Linked DNA regions of Homo sapiens: region 2 is linked to region 1. Evidence: chromatin contacts called from ENCODE Hi-C or POLR2A ChIA-PET data. All regions are on one chromosome and are shown on one strand. Each heading gives the region's core, a stretch centred on a gene start or an enhancer-like site at or near the end of the contact. The rest is flanking DNA. Distances are from core to core; before and after follow the strand shown. Region 1 overlaps TPRG1 (tumor protein p63 regulated 1). Region 2 overlaps P3H2 (prolyl 3-hydroxylase 2).

Region 1 (4,945 bases), core at 762-3,261:
TCCATCCACAGAAAGGAAGCACTGGGCTATAGCTTCCAAGAGCCCTTCTAGCTCTGACATTCTACAGTTTATAAACCTTATCTGCATTTCCACTGAGAAATAGCTGATTTGTGCTTTTCCATGTTTGTAAAATGTTGTGGTAGGTCCTGAAAGCCTCTTGGAATGATAGGATAGTACTTGCTGTGACCTTTGCAGTAGAGGACTTGTTCTGCTCAGTGGGGCTAATTAGATGCTTCTGAACTAGAGAATTCATACCCCAAGACTGCTTATGGATGTTGTATGTCTGCAACCAGATGATCGTTACTGGCATCATGACCACCTACACTATTCACACAGCATGACTGAGGTCATGGAATGTCTCGATATAGAGATTCTAAAGAACAGATGAGGAAGTCCTGTTTTTTTCTAAATATGGGAAGACATATTCAGAAGATTCAGAAAGAGAAATGATTCAGATTCAGAAAGAGAAATAAGCTTGCCCATAGTCACGCAATGTTAAGTGTCAAAACCGAGACTGTATCACAGGACTCCCGGACATCCAGCTCACTGCACTTTTACTCCACTCTGTCGCCTCCCAGGATTTCTTTCATGTGAGTACGTTACTATTAAATAAAGTATTTCTGGTCATAAAGGCATCTGCAGTCTCCACGATTGTTCTAATGGTGTTTGACAAAAGAGAAGATGATCGTCTTTCATAGCACTGTGATACTAACAGCTTTGCTGGATGGCCTGAGAAGCCCCACCCTTGGAGTGATAACTTAGCTTCAGATTAATCTTCCTAGTTTTCACCTCTGGAGCTCAGGAAAGAAGGTTGGCTGAACTTGCATATTTGGAAGTATACTATATCTCTGAGAAAGGTCCTTTTTATAGTCACATTGACTGGTTATTTAGAAATAGGGTCCCTCTTGAATTTCATGCTCAAACTTCATTTGAGGTTTCCCTAAGGTAAAAGAATATAATGTGTACTTATTAGGCAAGCTCTCTTGGCAGATTTTCATCCCCTTTGGATAAAAGCAAAATTGCACCCAGCACATAAATTGACATATGAAGCAGTAAATAATTCCATTGTGCAAGTTGTTTTAATGGACTCAATCCAGAATGCTCCATTTACCAGCACTCATAGAATATTCATTGAGTTTAGAGTTTATTGTCAGGCCAGAAAAAAAAGAGCTGGGGGATAATAAATGCCAGTATACTAGCTGAGAAGGAGAGGGAGAAAGAAAACTTTAGAGGTATATTTTTCTTCTATTTTTCTATTCTTCTCAATATTTTTCTTTACTCTGTCTTTTTTTTCCTAACTCTGTCTTTTTTTTCCTATATACTTTTTTTTTTTTTTTTCATTTTTCTTCTTGGGCAAAGGATTAAGTACAAAAAAAAGTTGGGTGTCAGTTTTCAAATATAATCATCAAAAATCTGATAACTGGCCAGCAGAATGTTTCAGGGACTTTTTTTACTTTCCTTTTGTGAGAAAAGTTCAGGTATTAACCAGTTGGGGAGCGGAGTGTTATATGCATTTGTGTGAAATTGTGCTTATACCATCTCCACATGGATAAACATTCAGAAACCATAACAGCATTCCCGAAGGAATCCTTCCTTAATACAGGAAGTGACAGTTTTGTGAAGGCACCACAATTAAGCTCTGGTTTTTCATTCCAGAAATCCCAGGATTTAATTTTTAGACAAAATGAGACATCCGTGAAGTTCCATAGGGCTGTTTAGAATTACAGGCAACTTAGTTTCCAAGCTTGTCGAATGCAGGGCACCTGAGTTTGGCTTAACCTCCGGGCATCTCTTTGCATTCAGAGATACCTGAAACCACAAATCATAAATTCTGATGGACACATGCAAAAGAGGCCTCAGAAACACGGTTTTGTTATTCAATGTGGCCACACTCCTCTACCATGAGTTCTCTCCCTGTTATCTCAAGCTTACTTTCTCTTGCTCTGCACTTAGGTTTACCAAATGACCAGGCCTGGGCTATGCCAGAGTGGCTTCCTCCCACATCTTGTGGATTAAGACTGTGAACTTAACAGGAGGGGCAGGCACAGTCTTTCTACAAGCTTTGACATGTTTGTTGCTGCAATTTCACTGAATGGAATGTGTGCAGAGAATAGAGGACAATGAGATTCAGAATCTGAAGTCGCAGAGCATTTTGAATTTGTCAGCGTCCCCCTCAAAAATCATGTATATTCTACCATTTAAGAAGTCCCATGTCTTTTCTCAGTCAGTTATTGCTTCTGTGGAAACTGTTATTGTCATGGCAGCTCCTTTCTTCTTGAAACTGTCTCCCACCTGAACTGTTCTGTTACTGTTCACCTCTTTGATACCTCCTCTCTTTCTCTTTTAATTCTTACCATCAGAATCTTGGTGTGACATCAATATCCGTATTTCCAGCTCTAGCCACTGTTCTGAGTGTCAGACTCACATTTCCAAGTAGGTGTTTCCCATATAGAATTCCTCCAAACACCTTGAATTTCCTATTTTTAAAACCTAATTCACCTTTTTCTTCTCACCCCCTAAAATCTTTTGAACAGTTTAACTAGTTGGGAGTTAATATGAAGGCTGACTGATGTATTACATTCTATTTTTTTTTTTTTGGAAATGGAAATGACTAATCTAATGGAAAACGCCTTTCTTGTAGGAGACAAGGAGAAGGCCTTAGGATCTACTGGGGGAGTCCGGAGGAGCAGTCTCTTCTGTCCCGCTGGAACCCATGGTCCACTGAAGTTCCTTATGCTACTTTCACTGAGCATCCTATGAAATACACCAGTGAGAAATTCCTTGAAATTTGCAAGGTAGGAGGCATCTTGGGTATTACTCTCAGATTAGCTTTGTTGCTGGAGCTATGTGCTTCTAGGGACGTGTACTCCTAAACAAAACAAAATAAAATAAAATAAAATAAAATAAAATAAAATAAAATAAAACCAGCAATTTATATAGACAAAAACGGTAATAGGTTTATAATTTATTTTAGTAAAGAGTCAAACTGTTTTTATATGTAAATATACATTATATTTATATATAACATGCTGCTTTCCGCTTGCTAATTGCATGCATTGCCTACATGGTGTATATACTTTCCCACATATAATCACATTCTAATTATTTTATTCATGGAAGTGTGGAATAGTATAAAGCATAGTTCGATGAGGTTCTATGGTCATGCTCGATTAAGTCACTTGTCTTTCTGAGACTTGGTAGTCTCACGTCTAAAATGAAGATAATGAGCACTGCCTTTCCTCCCAACCTCACTGGACCATTATAAGGTTAAATAGAATGATGTGTGTATAAATACTCCATGAAGTGTAAAGCTATTCACAATTTCTTTGTCTTTAAATTTCATCTCATCAAGCAGATATTAGACTTATTTCTAAAGGGAACAGTTTTCTATTATTCTCTCACCTCCCCCAGGCATCTAAAGCAGAACGGGGGCATTCTAAGTAGTCAAGAAGGAAAACAGCTGGAGCTGAAAATGTAGTGAAAGATCAAACTTTATATTTTCAATAAAACCAAATATACATATGAGTGCGCTTATAGACCTAGAAATTCTTACCTTCTCCGTCCTTTTTATGTTTACTTTTATATTCTGTCATTCATTTCAGAATATTACAATTCTTTATTTGCTATGAATTCAAAACTTGGCAATCTGTATGTAAAGACTTTCTGTGGTTGATGGCATATATTACATTTCTTGCATTAAACATACCTATTCGTGCAAGTGTAAATATATATGTATGTGTGTGAAAATATTTTAACTTGATAGGTCCTGGGGATTTTAAAAAGAATTTGAGGCAACATATATTTGATTACAGGCTAGATGGAGTCTTCATTCCCCCATAATACATAGATGAAATGACCTCGAATCACATTATTCTCCCATGAAAAGTCAATGTTCCTCTCAAGAATTATGCAAATGTCCTCAGGGATTTATAGTGTCACGGTGTCCCTCAGGCTCCAAGCTGTTATTGACACTAAACTAGCTTGGTATATGGATCATGTTGCCACTCTTTATGGGACACTCCTATTTCAAATTTCTCAACCCAAGCCTCAGCATCAGCCCCTAGCCTGACTCTTTACCACTGAAAGCCAACAAAACAAAACAACCAATAAGAACAACCTAACACCTATTTGAAGGCAAGAATATGAGAACAGACTCACCCAGGGCTTCAGGGGGACAGAGTGGGAGTTTGCATCATGCTCTTGCCGTGAACTTCAAATGCAATATCAGACTTCTCTGTTTCTAGAAGTTCTTATTAATAATAACACATTAATGCATTGTTCCATAATCTTCAAACTCTGTTTCAAAAATTATTGTTAACAATGCAGAACACTTTATGTTTCTTTCTTTCTTTGTTTCTTTGTTTCTTTCTTTGTTTCTTTCTTTCTTTCTTTCTTTCTTTCTTTCTTTCTTTCTTTCTTTCTTTCTTTCTTTCTTTCTTTTTTTCTTTCTTTCTTTCTTTCTTTCTTTCTTTCTTAAGACGGAGTCTCGCTCTGTCACCCAGGCTGGAGTGCAGTGGCACAATCTTGGCTCACTGCAAGCTCCGCCTCCCGGGTTCACATCATTCTCCTGCCTCAGCCTCCGGAGTAGCTGGGACTACAGGCGCCCGAAAACATCTGTTAATCCAAGATAAAGAGCTTAATAACCTATTTTCCCAAAGACATTTTCCTGCTTTAAAGGACATCTGGTTCCGACCATTAAAATAATATATATTTTTGAATTAGTAGTAATTGTACTTTATTGTAAATCAAAATAAATACTAACTGCCTTAGTTGGTACATCCATCATTTCCTGGGCCAAGTCTTCTCTTATTCCTCATACCTTGTGCATTAGATGGTTATTCCCTGAATGCCCTTTGCAGGAAGAAGTTCAGCGTGAGGAATTAAAGAACAAGTTTTATAAACTGCAGAGAAATAACACTGTCACATTCTAACATCTGATTGTGCT
Region 2 (4,945 bases), core at 721-3,220, 790 kb after region 1:
AGCACATTTCTAATAAGAAGTCTTACCTGAAAGACAATCTATAAACTGCTTTATTCATAGAAAAAAGATGGTATTAACAATATATATCTTGATCTTTTTTAGCATTATGGAAAATAAGGAAAATTGTGAAGAAAGTTGAATGTTAACCACTGGTTTACACCATTTCAGAGCGGAGTCTGCAGAACTGTGTGGCAGGTACAATACCTTTATCTAAGAGGAAGAGGTACTGAGGCTAATTGTAGAATTGAGTGATGAAAACTAAAATATTTCTTCAGAACCCTGACACTGCTATAAAATACCACTTCTGGCTGGACATGGTGGCTCATGCCTGTAATCCCAGCACTCTGGGAGGCCGAGGTGGGTGGATAACCTGAGGTCAGGAGTTCGAGACCAGCCGGCCCAACATGGTGAAATTCCATCTCTACTAAAAATATAAAAATTAGCCAGGTGCAGTGGTGGGCACTTGTAATCCCAGCTACTTGGGAGGCTGAGGCAGGAGAATTGCTCGAACTGGGGAGGCAGAGGTTGCAGTGAGCCAAGATCACGCCATTGCACTCCAGCCTGGGCGACAAAGAGCAAAACTCCGTCCCCCGCCCCCCCCGCCGCCCCCCCCCCCAAAAAAAACACTTCTATGATTGCATAAGGCTTGCCAAGGTCATTTTTCTCTGCAATGTATTCAATATTTTATATTACCTAAGCTTATTATCTTAATGTCTAAATGTCACAATTTTTGGTATTGAGGATAAGATACTAGGATTTATTAAAATGAGGAGTGAACAACTGCTGAGAGTTTCATAGTTTAGTAGCATTTAATAAATTTTTTTATCAGTGGAAATATTCTGCCAAATATTAAAATATATTGAAGCTGGCAGAGACTTCCAAGATTACATATTACAATCACCTCATTTTGTAAAAGAAGACTCTGAGGCCAAGAAAAGGTTAACTATTATAAAGCCCTACAGAGTTAGTAACATAATTAAAACTAGAGCCACACTTTCTATATTCCTCACTCTAATACAGTTTCCAAAATGTTCCACCCAATTTCATGCTATTATTCTCAAACTGACATATGAAGTTGGTATCATCATGAAAGGTCTGTCTTTACAAAACTATGATCAAGTGCAGAAAATGGTGTTTTTGAAGTATGTAAATACAGGCATACCGCTTCTGATTGTGCTTCATTTTATTGCACTTTCCAGATATTGTTTTTCACAAATTGAAGGTTTGTGGCGACCTTGCATCAGGCCACTTCTTTCAGTGCCACTTTTCCAACAGCATGTGCTCACCCCATGTCTCAACGTTACATTTTGGTAATTCTCACAATATTTTAAACTTTTTCATAGCTACCATTACTGTTACGATGATCTGTGATAACTGATCTTTGATGTTACTATTGCAGCTGGTTCGGGCCCCACAAACCATGCCCATATAAGATGGCAAACTTAATAGAAAAATGTTGTGTGTGTTCTGATGGCTTCATCAACTCACCATTCACCTGTCTCTCTCCCTGTCCTCAGGCCTCCCTGTCCCCTGAGACACAACAACACTGAAATTAGGCCAATTAATAATCCCACAATGGCTCTAAGTGTTCAAGTTAAGAGTCACATATCTCTCACTTTAAATCAAAAACTAAACATGATTAAGTTTACTGAGGAAGGCAGGTCAAAAGCCAAAATAGAATAAAAGCTAGGTTTCTTGCATCAGTTCACCAAATCATGAACGCAAAAAAAAAAAAAAAAAAAAAAAAAAGCGATTGAAGGAAATTAAAAGTGCTACTACAGTGAACACATGGATAAGAAAGTGAAACAGCCTTACTGCTGATATGGAGAAAGCTTTAGTGGTCTGGATAGAAAATCGAATCAGCCACAACATTCCTTAAGACCAAAGCATAATTCAGGGCAAGAGTCAAACTCTCCTCAATTCTGTGAAGGCTGAGAGAGCTGAGGAAGCTATAGAAAAACAGTCTGAAGCAAGCAGAAGTTGGTTCATGAGGTCTAAAAAAAGAAGCCGTCTTCATAAACATGAAAGTGCAAGATGACGCAGCAAGCGTTAATGTGGAAGCTGCAACAAGTTATCCGGAAGATCTAGCTAAAGTAATTAATAAAGGTGGCTGCACTAAACAACAAATTTTCATTGTAGATAAAGCATCTTCTTGGAAGATGTCACATAGGACTTTCTTAGCTAGAGAAAATGTTAATGCCGGATGTTAAAGCTTCAAAGGACAGACTGGCTCTATTGTTAGAGCTAATCCAGCTGGTGACTTTAACTTGAAGCCAATGTTCATTTACCATCCCCCAAATCCTAGGGCCCTTAAGAATTATGATAAATCTACTATGCCTTTGCTCTATAAATAGAATAACAAAGACTGGATGACATCATATCTGTTTACAGTATGGTTTACTGAGTATTTTAAGCCCACTGTTATCTGCTCAGAATAAAAGATTCATTTCAAAATATTACTGCTAATTGACAATGCTTCTAGTCACCCAAGAGCTCTGATGGAGGCGAACAAAGAGATTAACGTCGTTTTCCTGCTTACTAACATAACATCCATTCAGCAGCCTGTAATAGAGGAGTAACTTTGATTTTCAAGTCTTATTATTTAAGAAATATACCTTGTAAGGTTATGACTGCCATAGATAGTAATTCCTCTGGTGGATCTGGGCAAAGTAAACTGAAAACTTTCTGGAAAGGATTTACCATTCTAGATGTCATTAATAGCATTCGTGATTCATAAGGAGAAGGTCAAAATTTCAACATTAACAGAAGTTTGGAAGAAGTTGATTCCAACTCTCATGGATGATTTCGAGGAATTCAAGATTTCAGTGGAGAAAGTAACTGAAGTGTGGTAGAAATAGCAAGAGAACTAAAATAAAAAGTGGAGCCTGAGATGTTAGTTAATTACTGAAATCTTATAATAAAACTCGAACAGATAAAAAGTTGCTTCTTAAGGATGAGCAAAAAAAGTGGTTTCTTGATGTGGAAACTACTCCTGGTGAAGATGCAGTGAACACTGTTGAAATGACAACAAAAGATTGAGAATATTACATAAGCTTAGTTGATAAAGCAGTGGCAGGGTTTGAGAGAATTGACCACTTTGGAAAGAAGTTTACTGTGAGTAAAATGCTATCAAACAGCACAGTATGCTACAGAGAAAGTGTTCAAAAAAGGAAGAGTTAATTAATGGGGCAAACTTTCTTGTTTTTTTGTTTTCGTTTTTGTTTTAAATGCCAGTCACTCCAATTTACAGTAACCACCAACCTGATCAGTCAGCAGCCACCAACACTGAGGAAAGACTGTCCACCAGCAAAAAGACTGTATCTTGCTGAAGGCTCAGATACTTTTTAGCAATAAAGTATTTTTTAAAATTAAGGTATGTACATTGTTTTTTAGACATAATGTTATTGCATACTTAACAGACTAAATTATAATGTAAACACAAATTTTATATGCACTGGGAAACCAAAAAATAAAAATTGTGAGGCTTGCTTTATTGCAATGGTCTGGAACCAAACCTGCAATATTTCTGAGGTATGCTAGTTTTCTAAATAACTGTGTAAAATCATATGGACAAACCTATGTCCTAGGAGAACTGACAATTCAAATTCAACAAGCATGAGTTTCCATCACGTGCAAGACTCAAATAGTACTATCAGCCATATGTAAATGTTTAGGTCAAAGATTCACACACAATAATCTGGAATTTAGGAGGTATTGATCATAAGACTATCAGACTTAATCTGGGACAATGGGTTACAGGAAAAGAAATCATTACTTAGAAACTTTTTTTCCCTATTCCAAACTCTGTGTAAATTGGTTTTCCATAAATAACACATTAGGTAAACCTTTGTTAACTATCTTATTGGGAAAGTGGACCAGGATGATCAAATCTGTATTTATTTATGAAGAGTTAAATCACAGTGTTCTAGAGGAGCTCATCTACAGACATATAAACAAGTGAAAGGGCAGGCTGGTGGCAAGGCTGAAAGAGCACTGGGACTTTTCCATACTTCTAAAGCAGAGGTAGGAAAGAATACTCAACAACTTGACATGAACTATAGCACAATCCGGTTCACCGACTTATGGTTAATTTAGTAGTGGTGACAAAGTTGACTTAGAGATTTTTATTCAACATTAGAAAAGTTTTTCAGTAGCTTTTTTTTTTCAATGAAGTCTTGCTCTGTCACCTAGGCTGGGGTGCAGTGGTGCGATCTCGGCTCACTGCAACCTCTGCCTCCCAGGTTCAACCGATTCTCGTGCCTCAGCCTCCCAAGTAGCTGGGATTACAGGTGCCCGCCACCACATCTGGCTAATTTTTGTATTTTTAGTAGAGACGGGACTTCACTATGTTGGCCAGGCTGGTCTTGAACTCATGACCTCAAGTGATCTGCCAGCCTCGGCTTCCCAAAGTGCTGGAATTGCAGGAGTGAGCCACTGCACCCTGCCTTCAGTAGCTTTTTGTGGTAAAGTATTGGTAACAAAACTCTGCTAGAGATCTGAAATCATATCCATTCCAAATTATATTCATCATCATCATCATTCAAAGATCATTTAGAAAGCATGCTCTCTCTAGTCAAAGGATTAGGCATAGCAGAACAGAAATATTAGTGATAATATCTATCCTACTCCAGCCAAACAGCATGGGGCAAAAACCACGGCTCAATTCACCTTTATGTCAGCTGGTCCGAGACAGCATGGACTTCCACCCACTCCCCTCCACTCCAGTGATGGTATCAGGGCACTCCTCCCGCTCCCAACTAGAGAGTGAGGGAAGAACTTCAAAGAGGAGGGAGCTGGATAAAGGGATTATTTAAATATTATTATAAAATATTTAATATTTTAATACCCTTTAAATTTCTTTAACAGTATCAAAGTTTGAGAAATGAACTACAGTGTAGAACACCACCAGGTTTAAAGATTGGCCTCTGGACAGTACATACAGGAA

The links. A loop is a pair of places that touch in the nucleus more often than their neighbours do. ChIA-PET counts read pairs that join two places held with the same protein, here RNA polymerase II (POLR2A). Pooled maps may share reads with other maps.
Region 2: a loop to region 1 is called in a map with no recorded cell type, with 4 times the contacts of the local background. The contact joins two enhancer-like sites. A Hi-C loop is called at or near these places in 2 of 37 single-sample maps with no recorded cell type and 2 of 50 pooled maps. POLR2A ChIA-PET finds 5 or more read pairs at or near these places in 1 of 52 experiments (PC-9).

What each region holds. Positions count from the first base shown.
Region 1 is chr3:189,307,745-189,312,689 of GRCh38, forward strand. TPRG1 (tumor protein p63 regulated 1) reads left to right here. Exons shown (of 6, transcript NM_198485.4): 5 at 2,642-2,795. Among named protein-coding and RNA genes, the nearest start is that of TPRG1-AS2, 70 kb to the left of the region's middle. RefSeq lists an enhancer at 174-233. Within about 2 kb of position 2,012, at least 3 of the 41 ENCODE cell types and tissues checked have a DNase peak (open chromatin) inside an H3K27ac peak, as active enhancers do.
Region 2 is chr3:190,099,646-190,104,590 of GRCh38, forward strand. The region is part of intron 1 of P3H2 (prolyl 3-hydroxylase 2); the gene reads right to left. Among named protein-coding and RNA genes, the nearest start is that of P3H2, 19 kb to the right of the region's middle. Within about 2 kb of position 1,971, at least 4 of the 41 ENCODE cell types and tissues checked have a DNase peak (open chromatin) inside an H3K27ac peak, as active enhancers do.